Linked DNA regions of Homo sapiens: all the other regions are linked to region 1. A link is a loop called in an ENCODE intact Hi-C map of the cell type or tissue named here. Cell type or tissue: ascending aorta. All regions are shown on one strand. Links, peaks and the distances in the headings refer to the core of each region. The heading gives the core; the rest is flanking DNA.

Evidence for each region. Hi-C counts contacts between places; a loop is a spot of excess contacts. Peaks named below come from ENCODE experiments on the same cell type or tissue, not always from the same donor. Only the 100,000 strongest peaks of a DNase experiment are listed, where the experiment ranks them.
Region 2: it touches region 1 in a loop (11-fold over the local background); 38 of 110 quality-filtered maps call a loop at or near these places.
Region 3: it touches region 1 in a loop (4-fold over the local background); 64 of 110 quality-filtered maps call a loop at or near these places.

The regions. Positions count from the first base shown.
Region 1 is chr21:41,610,069-41,616,141 of GRCh38, forward strand. No RefSeq gene overlaps it. Among named protein-coding and RNA genes, the nearest start is that of PCSEAT, 33 kb to the left of the region's middle. RefSeq lists enhancers at 401-695, 2,537-3,200. In ascending aorta, for the core only: a CTCF peak has its summit at 2,757 (motif pointing right); DNase peaks (open chromatin) are centred at 2,403, 3,063 and 4,193; H3K27ac peaks cover 4,467 bases.
Region 2 is chr21:41,813,616-41,819,688 of GRCh38, forward strand. It overlaps PRDM15 (PR/SET domain 15), which reads right to left. Exons shown (of 24, transcript NM_001040424.3): 18 at 5,967-6,073; 19 at 2,090-2,221. Among named protein-coding and RNA genes, the nearest start is that of RIPK4, 50 kb to the left of the region's middle. RefSeq lists an enhancer at 3,241-3,290. In ascending aorta, for the core only: CTCF peaks have their summits at 3,123 (motif pointing right) and 3,813 (motif pointing left); DNase peaks (open chromatin) are centred at 3,136 and 3,806; H3K27ac peaks cover 943 bases.
Region 3 is chr21:42,114,318-42,120,390 of GRCh38, forward strand. UMODL1 (uromodulin like 1) reads left to right here. Exons shown (of 23, transcript NM_001004416.3): 14 at 1,556-1,668; 15 at 4,794-5,007. Among named protein-coding and RNA genes, the nearest start is that of UMODL1-AS1, 8.8 kb to the left of the region's middle. RefSeq lists an enhancer at 5,692-6,073. In ascending aorta, for the core only: a CTCF peak has its summit at 3,306 (motif pointing left); a DNase peak (open chromatin) is centred at 3,304; H3K4me3 peaks cover 323 bases.

The sequences.
Region 1 (6,073 bases), core at 593-5,592:
GACACGACAGCATTCATGGCCCACAAAAGCTTTGGGTTGACGACCGTTGGGGAACAAATCTCGTTAATCTTCCAGTCTCCTGCAACTGGTAGAAGCAGATCTGTGTGCTGCACTTGGTGGGCGGAAGGCTGTCGAGCCATTGAAGGAGAAGGACTGTCTTCAGGCTGTTGAGGCCCCTGTCTGGCCTCGTGCAGCATGGAGGGTGTAGTAACGGGTCCCCAAATGCCTGCCGATAGGAGGCAGTTTGTCAGGTGTTTCATATGCTAGAACAAGCTCTGCTTATTGCCTGTGCAATCGCACTTACTGCCCTAAAGACCTGGGAATAAGTTGAAGAGCCTCTTGCGATTGCAATCTAACCTTCTTTTATGGAGTAAGACATTTTCTTGAGCTGTTAAAGATTTAGGTGTACAGCCCTGTCCAGCCAACGCCGGCTGCTAGGAAGCAGGGCAGTGAGAGCAGAAAGGGGAGACATAGCACTTTCAGCCAGCAGGGGACAGTGTGGTACACGTCTACGTGTCCAGTCCCCTAGGTCCTCGGTCCCCTAGCAGATAGAAGGTCCAGACCAACCGCCACAGTTGTGTATTGAGAAAGTCTGGGGGGTGCTTGGGGAGTTTGATTGTTACTTTCTTAGAGGCGATTGTCAATGGTAGAAGGAACACAAGGACTTCAGGTGATTTAAATCCTCTGCTTTCTAAAAAGGATTGATTCCCTGTTTCATGGTCCAAATTACAGGAATGCGCTGAGAACTCCTCATGGGAGGATGTTAACAGTCTTGTGCAATATAAAGGGTCATTAGAAAGTAAAAAAGGAGGCCGGGCGCGGTGGCTCACGCCTTTAATCCCAGCACTTTGGGAGGCCGAGGCGGCTGGATCAGGAGGTCAGGAGTTCGAGACCAGTCTGGCCAACAAAGTAAACCTGGTCTCTATTAAACATACAAAAAAATTGGCTGAGTGTGCTGGTGTGCGCCTGTAATCCCAGCTACTTGGGAGGCTGAGGCTGAAGAATCACTTGAACCCGGGAGGGGGAGGTTGCGGTGAGCCGAGATCGCGCCATTGCACTGCAGCCTGGGCAACAAGAGCGAAACTCCGTCTCAAAAAGAAAAAAAGAAAGAAAAAGAAAAGAAAGTAAAAAAGGAGAGATAACAGGATGGGGGCAGTAAGCCAGGAGCAAAGAGAAAAAATGAGAATGGGGTTCATGAGTTAAGGAGGGAATTAAGGTGCATGCAATAAATTATAAATTATACAAAAGTAAGTTGTTGTAGGTGAGCCACCTCAAGAAGAAAGGTCTTAAGTGTAATTCCAGGTCGTGAGAGCTGGACAGTCCCTGTTAGCTTTGCCAGGATGGATGTCTGCTGGGACATCTCAGAAACTTCTCCGAGGCCTGTCTGTTTACTTTTGTTTATATTTGTCTAATTATCTTTGTTTAGTGAGTATTACAAAAGCATGACTTACAAGACAATGTCTTCCCTCCTCTCCCAGGGAATCCGCCCTTGCAGCGTTTGTGGGTAGCCAAGGCTCAGCTGACCACTGCAGACAGCCTCCACCTCCCATACAGAACATACTCCTGAGCAAACAGGTGCAACCACTGAAGCCCACACCACATCCAGAGAGTTGTTTAAAAAGAGAAGACTCAGAATTCTCACTCACCTTTTAGATGCCATTCTCTCAGATACAGCAGCTTCATCCCTTTCTTTCCTTCTGGGCTTCCCCTTCTGAACAGCCTCCTGTGCTGGTGTTGAAGCCCAAGGAGCGACCTCTCGAGGGTGCTCAATGGGTGTCCTTCTGCCTCAGGATTCCACTTGTGCCTTAAGTGTATACGACGGTGTGTTTTATTGCACTGTGTTTTATATCACCTTAATTTTTCAATCACATCTGGAGGCACTCTGCGTCCTGTGCAAAGGGGGTTGGGAGTCTCAGTGTAAGGCGGAAGGTGCAATGGCCACAGGCAAGATGGAGGCCCTGGGCATGGCACCTTCTCTCCAGCTTTGGCAACAAGTGCCAGTTCCTCAAGACTGTGAGGTGCAGCCCAGCAGCTGGGGCTCCATCACATCAGTTACACATGGCAGCTGGGGCTCCACCACATACATGTTATGCATGGCAGTGGGGGCTCTGCCACCACATATTATGCGTGGACTGGTCTGGTTCTCTGCATTGTGAAGATGCACCGACATGCACTCATGACCGCTCACATCAACCGGAAGGTAAGTGTCTCTCTGTGATTCCTGTTTGCTAGAAACCAGCATATCCTGAGTGCAGGACAAACACCTGGGCTCAGAACTGAAGCTTCCAGAGGAGGGAGCTCTCTCCCCCGTCTTGACTGGTGTAGCCACACCTGCCACATCTGCCTAAGAAGGAGGTCATGCAGTCTGCTGTGGACATCCAGAAACACAGATCCTGAAGACAAGGCAACGCCCCTTCTCAGGGAATAAAGGGGGCAGGCGGTAGAACTCCCGACGCCCACCTCTCATCCCATTTAGACATGTGCTCAGTATCCTTAGGTATTCCTGAGGGTGACATGAACTGTTCTCTGCCTTTGTCTGGGGCATTGCAACAATAAAAGAGGCATTTTCTTTTCTTTTCTTAGCAAAACTGGCCCCTGCCAAATGCCTTGAGTTCAGTTGTTCAAATCCCTGCCTTCCTGAAGTGCTGAAGGGGCTGAGTGTGAGCAAAGCAAGGATTGGAGGTCGAGCTCTCTAGGGCTGCGGACATTTGGGAGAATATTTGGGTGGGAAGAATGAACAGCGTCACTCAGAACTAACGGCAGGGGGCAGTGTGGCTCCACAGTCCATCACAGGGCACCCCCCCGCCCCACCGACCCCGACAGTGCCCACAGCCCCTGCCATCCAACCAGGGCTGGGCCTCAGCCTGGGGGACAGCTTCTGTGTAGTTTGGTTCAGAATGTGTCCTCATAAGAAAGGCGGCACCTCCCAGATTCCTTCCCTGCCCTCTGCCGGGAAGTCTTACTGCCAAAACACCCAGGAATGTGTGTCTGCCTCCAGCAACTTTAGCTGCAGGGGCTGGACCTGGCTTTGATGCTGCGGCAGCTGATGGGATCCTGGAGCACAGTGTGGGAAGCTGGCTCCTTAGGCCTGGGAACAAGCCCAGGCAACCGGGCTGGGACTCGCTCTGCCTGGCTGCCTCTCCTACAGCGTGCGTGAACGGGAGGCCAGGATGGCCACAGGCCCCAGGAAACGCAGATCTCATGGGAAGAGGTTGCAGTTTCAGCTTCTGGCTGTGGATGCTCCGGGCAATTTCATGCATTTCCATGAGTTCAGAGAATGGAAGCTCCCCTGGCCCCTCCCTACCACTCTTTGTAAATCAGCTCGCTCCTTCTGTTCATTCATCCGCTCATTCATCCATTCCGCACACGTGCCTTATTGAATCCCTGCTATGACCAGGCACAGGGTTAGATACTCCATGGAGACCAGACCAGTCTTAGCCTCTGCACTGATGAACTCAACCCAGAAGACACACGAAAAGATAAGCCACGGTGTGACGGGCGGACGACAGAGCCTGCGCCGAGACACGGGCACTTCAGCTTGATATGTGGAGAGTGTCGGCTGCAAACCTCCCTGGTCTCTGCCGCCAGACGCATGCCAAGATGGCCTGATTACACTGGGGAAATTTCGAATGGGCCATTGAAATGCGTGGTGTGATTGTTGCCATGGATTTTACGGTCTGGTGGCCTGTTCCGTGCTGGTCAGGCTGACGTCTGTGCTTGGCACAGCATGGTGAGAGACAGGCAGGTGTGGTTGATGCCTCTGGGAGGGAGCACATAATCCAGGAAAGGGGGCAGTAAACCAGGCGATGGGAACTGCAACGGAGCAGAGGCCACGGGAGAAGCCCCAGCGGGGAGCACACCTGAGAGGGACAGTGGGAGGAGCGAGGCCTGAAACCGGAGGAGGAGCAGCAGAGCCCCCACAGAGGACAGCGGAAAGGAGACCTGAGTGGGGAAGAGCTCGGCTCCTTCCAGTCCCCCAGGGACCCAGGTTGGGGCAGAGGGGCCATCGGGCCTGTAACCTTGCAGTGCCATCATGGCCCTGGGTAGAGTTTGGGTCTTATTCTAGGAAGCGTGGGGGCTTGGAATGTCCTGGATGCCACCTGTTTCCTGTGTGGCAGGCAGAGTGAAGACCCCACCATTCCACCAAGATGCCTCCACCCTAGCCCTATTCGCCGTGAGTGCATCATATCACATGCAGAGGGGAGTTGGGGTTGCAGGTGGAACTGGATTGGTGAACACCACCCTTAACCTAAGGAGGAGATCCTGGGGGATCCCGCAGGCCCAGAGTCCTCACAGTGTTCTTAAAAGGGAACTAGCAGCCAGAAGTGTGGCAGTGAGGACCTGATCCAACGTCATTGGCTTTGAAGAGGGAGGAAGGGCCCATGGGCCTAGAAATGAGGACAGCCCCTGGAAGCTGAGAAAGGCGAGGAACAGATTCTGCCCTGGATCCTCCAGGAGGAGCCGGCCCTAGGTCTTAGCCCAGTGAGACCCGTCACAGACTCCCGACCTCCAGCAATGCATTAAATATGCTGTTCATGCTGCTGAGTTTGTGGTCGTTTGCAGGAAGCTGATACACCCTGGCACAAACTCCTTCTCCTCATCTACACTTTAGCACAGAGCCGTTAAATAAATGCATGTGCCTATGAACAGGTGCATTCCAACAGCCCTCAGGCCCTGCGTGTGTGGGTGACGGTGGAGTGACAGGAATGCAAGACACAGAGTGGTCTGTGCAGCCTCCTCCCCCGCACTCAGTGCAGGGTGGGCAAGGGGGATGCTGGCGGGTCCACCGTGTCCAACAGGGAGCAGGCGGCATCTCTAGCCAGGCTCGGGGCCACAGTGGGGGAGTGGGGTTTCAGAGTGAGGCAGATCTGGATCTAAATCACCTTTACAGAATGGCTTTTGCCACATAAGGTCACATATTCACAAGTCCCAGAGATTAGAACAGGCACATTTTGGGGGCCATGATTCTGCTCATCCATATAGAGAACCCCCTTATTATTTTTCACAGGTAAATAGTATTTTATAGTGGGGGAGTTCTGTAAAGGTTTAGCTACTCCTCTATTAAGAATATTTGGCTTCTGGCCAGGGGCTCACATCTGTAATCCCAGCACTTTGGAAGGCTGAAGCCAGAAGATTATTTGAGGCCAGGAGTTTGAGACCAGACTGGGCAACATAGCAAGACACTGTACTTAAAAGATATTTTAAAGAATTTTTTTTAATTAGCCAAATGTGTTGGTGCGCACCTGTAGTCCCAGCTACTTGGGAGGCTAAGGTGAGAAGATTGCTTGAGTCAGTGAGTTCGAGGCTTCAGTGAGCTGTGACTCCTGCCATGGCACTCCAGCTCCAGCCTGGGCAACAGGGAAAGACCCTGTCTCAAAGAAAAGAAAAAGGAATATTTGGCTTCTTTCCAGTCTTTCACCATTATTTAAAATGCCACAAGAAATCATCTCATGCACAATATCATTTTGCACATGTGCAAACAGAGCTGGAGGGCAGATTCCCAGAAGCATAAGCGTCTGGTCAAAAGGTGGATATGCATTCATAGCTTTGCTGGAAATTGCCACTTTGCCTCCAATTTGTACTCTGCCAGCAATATGTGAAAGTATCTGTTTCCCCACTGCCTGCCTAAGGGAGTGTATGTCTCACTTTTGTGTTGTTGCCAATCCAGAAGAAGCATATTGCGTAGACTTTCATTTGAGACTCCATCTTTCTGTGTGGTTTGGCAGAAGACTGGGGGAACATTCTTATACTGGCTCTAAATGGAATGCAAGGATACTGCATTAACTTATGACTCAGTAAAGTAATTTATTTTGGGGAGCTAAAATAATCAGTTTGCTGCTTTCTCATGATTTTTAACTTGAAGCAACATGAAACTGGGAAAATAAAAATGGATAGCAAGACTTTTAGACAATGTCTGTTCAGTGATGTTTCAAACATATTTTTGGCAGGAACTAGAAATCAGTCCATGTAGCCCAAGAATGATGCCAATTCCATATTCTGTGTTGCTGATTATAAAGGAAGCAAAATGTTCCAGTAAGCAGATGCAAAAGCAGCCATCAGCTCTCAGATACAG
Region 2 (6,073 bases), core at 606-5,605, 200 kb after region 1:
ACCTCTCAATTCTGATGTCTCAATTTTCTCTCCACAAGCACAAAAACACTCGCCCATACAGAAGGGTTTTATGAGAATGGCCTTGTATTGGCATTGCGCAGGGTGCTTTAGTGTTTTATAACAATGCTTTGTGTTAGTGATTGCGCAGGGTGCTCTAGTGTTTTCTAAGATCTTGGCCTTGTGTTAGTGATTGCGCAGGCTGCTCTAGAGTTTTATGAGAACGCCTTGTGTTAGTGATTGTGCAGGGTGCTCTAGTGTTTTATGAGAATGCCTTGTGTTAGTGATTGTGCAGGGTGCTCTAGTGTTTTATAAGATCTTGGCCTCGTGTTAGTGATTGCGCAGGGTGCTCTAGTGTTTTATGAGAACGACTTGTGTTAGTGATTGCGCAGGGTGCTCTAGTGTTTTATGAGAATGCCTCGTGTTAGTGATTGCGCAGGGTGCTCTAGTGTGTTATGAGAATGCCTCGTGTTAGTGATTGCGCAGGGTGCTCTAGTGTGTTATGAGAATGCCTCGTGTTAGTGATTGCGCAGGGTGCTCTAGTGTTTTATGAGAATGCCTCGTGTTAGTGATTGCGCAGGGTGCTCTAGTGTTTTATGAGAATGCCTCGTGTTAGTGATTGCGCAGGGTGCCCTAGTGTTTTATGAGAATGCCTCGTGTTACTGATTGCGCAGGGTGCTCTAGTGTTTTATGAGAATGCCTCGTGTTAGTGATTGCGCAGGGTGCTCTAGTGTGTTATGAGAATGCCTCGTGTTAGTGATTGCGCAGGGTGCTCTAGTGTTTTGAGAATGCCTTGTGTTAGTGATTGCACAGGGTGCTCTAGTGTTTTATGAGAACGACTTGTGTTAGTGATTGCGCAGGGTGCTCTAGTGTGTTATGAGAATGCCTCGTGTTAGTGATTGCGCAGGGTGCTCTAGTGTTTTATGAGAACGACTTGTGTTAGTGATTGCGCAGCGTGCTCTAGTGTTTTATGAGAATGCCTCGTGTTACTGATTGCGCAGGGTGCTCTAGTGTTTTATGAGAATGCCTTGTGTTAGTGATTGCGCAGGGTGCTCTAGTGTTTTATGAGAATGCCTTGTGTTAGTGATTGCGCAGGGTGCTCTAGTGTTTTATGAGAACGACTTGTGTTAGTGATTGCGCAGGGTGCTCTAGTGTTTTATGAGAATGCCTCATGTTAGTGATTGCGCAGCGTGCTCTAGTGTTTTATGAGAATGGCTGTGTGTTAGTGATTGCGCACGGTGCTCTAGTGTTTTATGAGAATGCCTTGTGTTAGTGATTGCGCAGGGTGCTCTAGTGTTTTATAAGATCTTGGCCTTGTGTTAGTGATTGCGCAGGGTGCTCTAGTGTTTTATGAGAACGACTTGTGTTAGTGATTGCGCAGGGTGCTCTAGTGTTTTATGAGAATGCCTCGTGTTAGTGATTGCGCAGGGTGCTCTAGTGTTTTCTAAGATCTTGGCCTTGTGTTAGAGATGGCGCAGGCTGCTGTAGTGTTTTATAAGAATGTCTTGTGTTAGAGATGGCGCAGGCTGCTCTAGTGTTTTCTAAGATCTTGGCCTTGTGTTAGAGATGGCACAGGCTGCTCTTTGACCTGTCGCGTCACCGACTCCTTTCTATGCACATCAGCGTAGTACACACATCACCCGAGCGGACACCTTGCTCTTTTCTGGATTCACCATGGCTTAGCCAGTGCCCTACCGAGGCCACGTCTGACCTTCCAGCGCCTTCCCTAACTCAAAAGATGACAAGCAACCTTGCATGCACATCCCTGGCCCTTGTCTGGTCGCTATTTCTTGTGCACATTCCTGAGGGGGAAACAGCTGAACGGGAGGAACATTTAAAGACTGACCAGTCTCCCAATGCCGGAAGTGAGCTGTGCAGCATGCTCTCCGGTGACGAGGCCCCTGTGGGAGGGGGACCTTTTGAGATATGCAGCTGCTCACCCCGGCCCCAGGAAGCTCTCTTGGGGAACCCGGCACTCAGTGGGAATCACAAAGAGGAATCGTCTCAAGGCGGCTCTCTCTTCTCCCACGGCCCACCTGGCTTCCCTACACAGTGAGCGCCGTGGCTGGCGCGGCCCGGGCCTCGGACTCACCCGTGTGCCGCTTGCAGTGCTTGAGCATGTTGACCTTCTGCGCGAACCTGCGGTGGCACTCCTTGCACTCGTACTCCTTGATGCCCTTGTGCAGCTTCATGTGGTGGCGCAGCGCGTGCTTGGTCTTCATGCCTTCAAGGACACAGCGAGTCAGAGGCGGCCACACCCCCACGCAGCCCACCTGGGGGCCCATGCCCGAGACCCTGGGGCAGGCACAGGCAGCGGCCCGTGCGGTACTGGTGAGGGTGTGGGCCGGCCCCCGAGGATCCCGGTCAGTCCACCAGCGGTGAGACCTGGGAAGTGACTGTGCCCAGAGGCCGGGAGGGACTGACTGCAACATCAGGTTCACTCACTCCTGCCAGGGCCTGGCCGAGCCCTGACCACGCGAGCAACGCCGGGGCGGTGGGTAAACTTCCCTGCGTGCCCATGGCAACCCGGCGGGAGAATTCGGTGAGAGATAGATTAATACAAGCATGACTAAAGGTTCCCTTCAACCTTGACAATATGAGTGGTGATTGGGATTCGGACGCGAGATGGTTTCAATCTACCTGTAATTTAAGAAGCCAATCTTAAGAAGCTGAAATACTCCAAAGCCTCACTCACACAGCCAGTGGAGAGAGGGTGGCCCTGGCATAGGGGCTGAGTCAGAGGTTGTGGTGCGCTGGCAGGGACAGCACTGTACAAGGCCCTCCGCAGGGGGCACAGGCATGTGCGGCTTGGTACACCTGACCGTGAGGCTGACACGCACCAGGGAACAGGGCGACCCAGCCCAAAGGCAGCCTCCCCAGCCCCGAAGAGGCGCCTTCACTGTGCCTGCCCAGGGCGGTGGGCAGCCTGCACTCCCAGGCCACCGTGTTCCCTCCACATTTGGGGAAGAACTACTGAGCCTGAACACAGCTCTGTAGTAAGCTGGTCAACGGTTCCCCTGTGATTCCACCCTCACCAGATGCAGGGGTGACCATCCACCAGCTCCTGCCAGAATTCTAAAGGCCGGGCCAGAAGACCTCCCTGGCTACGAGAAAACTGCGCGGCTGGGCCAGCAGGGGGAGCAAAGGCCCCACGATGAAGCCCGCTGCCTGCACACACAGCTGCACAACTCCTGGCCTCGGGTGGGGACGGCACCTGCAGGCCTATTACCAATGACCGAAGAGTGATTCCACCTGAAAAAGTTACTGTCAATCCTTTTGATTAAAAAAAAAAAAAAGAGTGCCGGTCACTGCTGACACGCCCAGACCCCAGCACTTCCCTCTTCCTGCTTCTAAAATGAACATATTCCAAATTTCAAAACTAATACACAGTCACAGAAAACCCAGAAAATACAGAAGAGATGGCATCTCCACATTCTGACCTCCCCACCACAGCCAGCATTGGTGACAGTAATGTTTTTTCTTCCATTTAACAAAGAAAATCTGCCAACAGTTTCAAAATAAACACAACTGCCAGACAGAGGAAATTTTAAAGCTTGCTCTACTGGGATTGTGAGTCAATCCATTTACAAATTACCGTGGGGAAAACTGATGTTTTTTAAATACTTATAATTTCTAATCCCGAACAGGGGATGCCTTTTTTATAGCTTTCAATACCTGGTGTCATATTCTTACTGGCCACAGTAAGTTCTTGTAGATCATTCCTGAGTAGTTCAAGGCCCATGATGTGATTCTGAACAAGACGTTTTCCTCCACACACACAGAAAACCTACTGGCTGGGCCCCTGCCTCCACCTGCTGGTGACAGGCTCTCACGACTACTAACAGCCTCCCACTTGGTCCCTGACACTGACTAATTCCCTGGTCAGGGCTAGAATTTCTGGAAAAAAATGTAAAGTAATAATATGCAACAGTGTTTCTTGCAACACTGTAATAATAAATGACTATAACAAAACAACCAGAAACTTTATAAAATAAAGGGTCTGGTTATATGAATCGTACGAAGGGCTTGAAAGATAAAACCAGGCAATATTTACATGTTCCGATATAAAAAGATCTCCAAGACGTATTTTCAAGTAAAAAAAAAATAGCAAAGTATCAAAAAAACAAATGAGCACAAGCATGCGCTGGTATGTACTAGCAACTGTTGCGTGATAGCACGATGACAATACTGGAATTTGGTATTCTGTAAAATAAATCTGGCAACTGATGTATTAATGCCAGCATTTTATTTCAGCTATTCAGAATTCATTTTAAAAAACGATGCAACTAAATAATTAATACATTTCAAACACTAAAATGTCTACAACATTATAAAATGTGGCTTTACCCCACACCCCTTGCCTCCCAGGGCATCTGGTGGCATTTGGGGACCTGCAGGGGACCCAGGTGTGGCTCCTCTCTGCCTGCCTAAGAGGCCCGGCCCTGAATAAGCCCCCACCCCTGCCCCTCCTGTCTCTACGCGCTACTCAGGACCCCTCCAGCCAGGCTCACCACACTGTCTTAAACATTTTACTTCTTGGGGGCATTGGGGAGGAAAGGGGAGGAGCAGGTGGTGAAAGGGGCTGGGAGCTTAAGGCAGACGCGGATAAAGAGCAAGCCAGCCTGTCCCGCTAAGGCAGGCAGACACTGCTACCGACATTCTGTTCAGAGAAACCACCTGTCCCGCTAAGGCAGGCAGACATTGCTACTGACATTCCGTTCAGAGAAACCACCGCAGTGGCTCTGCGAGGACCGGCTGGGGTTTGAGGGGAGAGTAACTATGCCACCTTCCAGACCTGTTTGTATTGTTTAAAAAATATGTCTTGGCGAGGTGCATGCGCTGCTTTTTTAATAACCACCCATGTGCCGTCCTTGCGCAAAGTTACCCTGGAGGAGGGGCAAGAGCCTGTGCTGGCCTCTGAGGTGAGGAACAGAGGGCCAGGAAGTGGGGAAAGGAAAGACCCCCTTTCTGGCCTTTTCTGCAGGCAGTTCTTTTAGGCTTTGACACGCAGCGTTATTCTACGGGTGCTCATAGGGGTCACCCGGCGAGTGCAGTTCATGCAGCTCCTGTGTTTCCAACACACTGTCACCGGGACAGCATGAGCAGGGTCGCTTGAAACAGCCCAAGACAAACCTGCTGCTCCAAAACTTTTAGGAAGTTGTTTTAAAAAAAAAATAAAAACAGGAATGGGTTAAAATTATGATGTGTACTGGAATTATCTTTGTATTTTGCTTACTAAGTTGAGACATCTTATTACTAGGTTTGTTATTAATGAATGTTCTGTCGTTACAATGAAGATTCCTCGGCCGTGGTGAGTTTCTCTCTCACCACGCAGCCGATTCTAGTCTGCGTAGTGAATACGCTGAGGGTTTTGCATCTACTGTCAGACCCCGTGGTGGCTTTGGGAATCATTCTATACTTTAAACAATTAGATCCTGCATTATTTTCCTACTTTTAAAACGATTTGTTTGTGCCTTTAAATTTATCACATCTTTCTGCTTTCTGGACTACTTGATTTTTCTTGCAGATTCCTGATTTAAATGCTGCCTCGAGTCCTTCTTTCCTTAAGTAAGCGACTGAAGCCTATGGGCTTCCAGGGCCACACTCTGGCAATGCCTCTCGCACTATGGTAGATACCTTGGTCACATCCCCTTCCAGAGCCCTGCAGCTGGGCGGCCTGGCTGAGCCTGGCCCGTGGCCCCCAGCACCCACACCCACCTTTCCCACACTCCCAGTTCTCGCTCACATCCCCTCCCAGCGCCCTGCAGCAGCTGAGCGGCCTGGCTGAGCCTGGCCCGTGGCCCTGGCGCCTGTACCCACCTTTCCCACACTCGGCCCGTGGCCCCGGCCCCCGCCCCCGCCACACCCACCTTCCCCACACTCCCAGTTCTCGCTCATGTCCCCTTCCAGCACCCTGCAGCAGGGTGGCCTGGCTGAGCCTGGCCCATGTCCCCAGCACCCGTACCCACCTTTCCCACACTCGGCACACAGGTACTCGCGGACATTGTCGTGCACACGCATGTGCTCCTTCAGCATGTCCTTCCTGGCAAAGGACTTCCCACACTGCTCGCAGGCG
Region 3 (6,073 bases), core at 625-5,624, 500 kb after region 1:
TCCACTGCGTTCCAGCTGGACAGTGACAATATTACACATATTTGGATGAAATTCCTCTTTTCTTTTCATTAGCATCGCTACCTGGGTATTTTCTTATGTGTACCTTACCTGGGTAGTCAAGAGCGTGTCTGATGTTGCAAGCTGGTTTTCACGCCATGGGCAGCTTCCCAAGCGTTGATAGCAGTGGTCTGCACGGTGGGGCGCACACCCCTTGAGGGAGGTGTAGGATGGTTTCACACTGTGGGCAGCATTGATAGCAGTGGTCTGCACAGTGGGGCGCACACCCCTTGAGAGAGGCATAAGATGGTCTATTGGGATGCAATAATAGAAGTTGAGAACTATGTATGTGCTTTAAAGTACTAATCAGCCATGGCCTGAGAAATTAGAGAACAGATGGAGTGCATGACGTGAATTGTGCACGTTCACGAGCAGCTGGAGAGGAGGGAGATCAGTGCTGGCTGGACAGTCAGACAGGGTGGCTCTGGGGTCTGAGAGCCAGAGTTGGGCCTCTGAAGGTCTCAGCTGCTCTGGACGGGACAGGCTGCACGGGGGACCCCAAACCTGTGGGTGCACTTATACCTGCTCTCACCTGTGCACCTGTCCTGCTACTGATGGCTTTCAGACTGGGTTGCTCATGCCAGCCATGGAGACTGAACCAGAAGCCCTCAGGGGCAGCAACAACAATGATCTCAAGGACGTAGAGTTTGGGGTTCGCCCAGGAATGCATAGCAGAATGGCTCTGTGGTTTGTCTTAAACTTAGTGAGAAGCTCTGGGGAGATGGACTCTAAGCCCCCTGAGGGGAGAGCTGTGTCTTTCTCCTTCACTGTCTAGAATGCCTCTGGCGCATGGCAGGCGCTTTGCAAATATCTGGTGAGGGACTGACTGAACACTGGGGTGGCTGCCATGCCAGGGCCAGGATGGGATGGCGACATTCCTGGACCACATTTATGTGCCACATACTCCTAGAAGCCCTCTGCGGAGGGAAAAGATTCAGATGGAACAGATGATGCCAAAACAGGGACTGCCCATAGACCAGGGGAGGTGGGGCTGCTGGGGGAGGAAGAAGGACTGGCTCCAAACAAGACCCCTGGGCACCCTGTGGCCACGTGGACTCTGAGCAGAGGCCTGGCCAGGGCCCTAAGTCCTGTTATACCTGGGACAGCCCAGTTTGCACCCGTAGCCCTGGCAAAGTTATTTAATGGTGCCTCCACATGCTTCAAGTCATGCCAGCTTGCTGGGAAATTGTCTGAACCCCAGCATGGGGGAACGGCAGCAAGGAAGGAAGGCTATGTGTGGTGGGGAGACAGTTGCAGGGGCGAGCTGGCTCTGTGGCCTCTGGAAGGTTCTCCCACTGTGTTCAGGCTGTGTTCTGTGTCCTCTGGAATCTGATGGGCTGTGTCCCTGAGCCCTGGCACTATTCCTTCTTTCTAGAACACGGGTTGGCTTTGGTGTGATGCTCTTCCTGGACATGAAAATACATTTATTAATATTGAAATGTTAGTCTGTTATCTAATACAGCACCAATTCCAAATGTGCTTATCCTCCATCCTGCAGCAGCCCGGAAGCTCATTGGAAAGGTCAGAATCAAAAATGTCAGGTACTCAGAATCCTTTCGCAACGCAAGCAGCCAGGAGTATCGAGATTTCCTAGAACTATTCTTCAGGATGGTGAGTTGGTGATATCAGCCCTTAATTCCTTTCAGGAGGGAAAGGGTGGAAGGCTGATAGAATTCTAGGTTAGGCACGGTGGCTCACCCCTGTAATCCTAGCACTTTGGGAGGCAGAGGCGGGCAGATTGCCTGAGCTCAGGAGTTCAAGACCAGCCTGGGCAACATGGCAAAACCCCATCTCCACCAAAAAAAAAAAAAAAAAAAAAAATACAAAAAATGAGCCTGTCATGGTGGCGCATGTTTGTGACCTCAGCTACTCAGCAGGCTAAGGCAGGAGAATCTCTTGAACCCAGGAGGCAGAGGTTGCAGTAAGCCGAGATCGTGCCACTGCACTCTAGCCTGGACAACAGAGTGAAACCCTGTGGGAAAAAAAAAAAAAGAATTCTAGTCTCATCCAACTAGGAATTTGACCTATAGGTCCTATGAGCTCCTCATTTCTGAAGGAAGCCAGGACGTTAAGCTCTGGCCTGACTCCCTGAGTGTCCCTGGATCTGCCCCGGCGAAGACACGGTTAGCAGACAGGAGGCACAACTCTTCCTCTGCTGCATCCTTACTTCACACTTCACTTTCTGTCCAGTGAAACCTGTTTTTCAGTTGTGGAACCTATGAAGCAGAAAGTCCCTCCACGGTTTTTTTTTTTTAAACCTGTAAAAAATGAGATTTATTTCACAGACCATAAAATCTACTTTTAAACTGTACAATTCAGTGGTTTAGACTATTTTGCAAAATTGTGCAACCATCACTACTAATTCCAGAACATTTTCATCACCCAAAAAGAAACCTTATACCCATTAGAAGTCACTCGCAGCTGGGCATGGTGGCTCATGTCTATAATCCTAGCACTTTGGGAGGCTGAGGTGGGTGGATCGCCTGAGGTCAGGAGTTCTAGACTAGCCTGGCCAACATGGCGAAACCCCATCTCTACTAAAAATACAAAAATTAGCCGGATGTGGTGGCGGGTGCCTGTAATCCGAGGTACTCAGGAGGCTGAGGCAGGAGAATCGCTTGAAACCAGGAGGCAGAGGTTGCAGTGAGCTGAGATCTTGCCACTGCACTCCAGCCTAGGTGACAGAGCAAGACCCCATCTCAAAAACAGAAAAAAAAAAGTCACTCCCTCTCGCCACTTCCTCCAGCTCCTGGTAATCACTTATCTGCTTTTTGTCTCTATAGATTTGCCCATTGTGGACATTTCACAGAAACAGAATCATACAATATGTGACTTTTTGTGTCTGGCTTCTTTCAGTTAAAATGAGGTTTTCTGGTTTCATCCACGTGGCAGCATGTGTCAGCACTGGATTCCTTGTTATGGCTGGGGCATAACCCATGCAGTCTCATCCATTCATTCACCGAGCGCACTGGGCGGCTCCCGCCTTCTGTCTGTTATAAATAGTGCTGCAATGCCCCTGCCTCAGAGAAAGTTCTTTTCCTGCTCTTTCCTGCATTCCTCCCTGCCATCCCCTCAGCATTCTCCAGGATGCTATCTGTTACCATTTAGTGACATGCCTTCTTGTGGACTTTTTGAGGTATAGGGAGTGCCCTTGTCATAATCTAGTGATTTTGTTTGCACGGAATCTCACATTGTAGATTTCCTGAGTCTGAGCTCAGCACAGAGAGGGTTTGACATTGCCACCTAGTGGCCTGTCGTGGTAATACCGTAGCAGGGCTGCAAACCCCAGCGCTTCCCCCACAGATGAGAAGATTCGACAGCCTTTGGGAACGGCCTAGCTCATTCCCTGCTCCTGGTTTGTGCATTCAACAGTTGTTGACGGTTTGATTAATAATGTGATTTCATTGATAAGGTTAAATAGTAGTTAGAATATTAAACAACAAACACTGAATCCTTCCACCTGGCTCGAGTGGTCAAAAGAGGCAGCTCCGTTTCCTTCCCGAGTTTCTTGATTAATCTTTCCTCTTTGAACCATTTCTTCCTTTGCCCATTTTTGGGGTGTTGTTTTTCTGTTTGCCTAGAATTTCAGGACAGCAAATAATTATACAACTTAATCACAGAAGTAGGATGTTAAGAGAAATTTCGGGGGTTTCACTTGCTGATAACCGCAGACGTGGATGTCAGGAGGTGTTGGCTGCATGGCTTGGTCCCTGGCTCTTCACCACTTCCTAGCAAGGGGCCTGGAAGTTTGCTTAGAGGTTGGTTTGAAATGCAGCTAAAAGTCACATTAATCCAAGACTATGCCAGATTCCTCTGAGAGAAAGAGAGAGGGAAGAACTGATTGTGAAGATGGTCACGACAACAGTCATCTACTGAGCCAACCAAGGGCAGCTGTGGTCTCCCTGGGGTCCACAGGCTCTGAGAGGGACAATGGATCTGTTCACCTTGGTGGCCCAGAAGCCGGGAAGTGAGTCCATGACCCAGGCCTTGAGCCATCGCACCTGTGAGGACAAACCCTGGAAGTACCCATAGGAGGTTTGCACTGAGGATGATTGAAGCTCATTATAAGATTGTTTGCCTTTCTGAGTGCTTTGACCATGATGGGTTAGCATGGAATCAATCATATAGCGTGTGGTGTGTGACTGTGTCCAAAGAGACAGAGTAGAAAGCAGGGCGTTCGGGGGCAGGAACCCCCTGTCCTAATGGGGAAGTTGGAAATGCTCACAGGAAGCAGTCTGGGGAGAGGTAGGGAGGAAGAATGAAAGGGGACATGTTCTGCAGTGCCAGGAGCAAAAGAGCTGTTCCAGAGAAGGCAGCGGGAAGTGGTCTCCCTCCCCACGACCCTGCACTCAGCCCCCTGCCCTCGGTGGCTGCAAACCAGGAGTATTAGGTTCTAGAAGCCCTTGTGAGCCCCCAGCAAATTTTAAGCCCCATGAGGTAGGGTCTCTGCCTGTGCCCCCAAGTCCCACCCTCGCCCCACAGGCATCTTTCTGAAGCCGTTTACTGGTTTGGGGGGGGAAACAAGGGCTCTTCTCATATCACAGACACTCCCAGGCGTTTGTGCTGGGCTTGAAAACACAGCAGACAGGAAAGGGGCCCAGAACCAACCTGTGGCTTTTACTTTGTGCCACGGGCCAGCCCTGCTGCTGGGCAGACTGGCAGGAGGAACCGCCTTGAGACGGGCATCTGTTTCCTCTCAGCGTGGGGACCTCCTCACATGGCCTCTTTCCCCGCAGGTGCGGGGCTCCCTGCCAGCCACCATGTGTCAGCACATGGACGCTGGTGGGGTCAGGATGGAAGTCGTCAGCGTCACCAACGGCAGCATCGTGGTGGAGTTTCACTTGCTGATAATCGCAGATGTGGATGTCCAGGAGGTGTCAGCTGCATTTCTCACCGCCTTCCAGACCGTGCCTCTGCTGGAGGTGATCAGAGGCGACACCTTCATACAGGGTACGAGAGGCTGGGATGGAGCCTCTCCCGTGTTCTGGAACCAGAGGCAGCCAGAGGGCAGCCACCACCCTTCGCTTTTGAAAGATGTCGTGTTGTGCCCATGTGGTCCTTCTTCCCCCAGAATTAGATGAAGATGTGAAATAGATAGGACCCTGTCTGTCCCTCTTATTGTGATTATAATTGTGTAAAGGTTGAAGTGTTGAAAACATCTTTGGGTGAACCTGCAGATCCCCAGGGGTGCTGCTTTCTTTCCGGGTCGACTGCCCCCTCGCTGCTTGTTTCCATGGGCTGAGGGCAGATGCATCCCTCTCTGCAGCCAGACTCTCCCCCAAGCATAGTTCCCAAGGAGATCCCAGTAAAGATAATTAACGAGAAAAGCAGGGAGAAAAAGACAATTCAGATTCTTTTCTCCTATCATACTTGAACATAAATGATGAATGGCTTATAGTTACATGTATCAGAAACAAAAGACTTTTTAAAAATTGGAGATTCATATTAATTTTTTGATTTTTAGAATAAGAAGGACTTCCTAAAGAAAATACGATTTTTAGAGGAAAACGATGAGATGCTGACTGCATGCAGAGATAAATCAAAATAAAGGCACCATTTTAACGCAAAGTAAACAAAAAATTTTTCAATAATTTGGTGAAGTGTTAGTATCCCAAATATATAGAGAGATCATACAAATAGATAAATATTAAGAACCTGATGGATAAATGCACGAAAGCTCTACACAGACAAGGTATAAAAGAAGAAATATGAATGACTAACAAAGATGTGGTAACCCAAGACATCCCCATTAGAATGCATTGCACTGTTTGCCCATCAAATTGCAAACAAAAGGTCTCTTTACTGCTGACATGAATACTGGTGAAAGTGTAGTGAGGCAGGTGTTTGCACAGATTGCTGGTGGCAGAAGGATTTGCTCATGCTTCCTGGAAACCAGTTTGGTGACATAAATCAAACGCTTTCAAAGTGGCCATCCACTTGGATTCTGAAATATCAGCTCTACGACTTTGTCCTAAGGAATTTGATCTGTTTGGACCGTAGTTTAAATACAAAGATG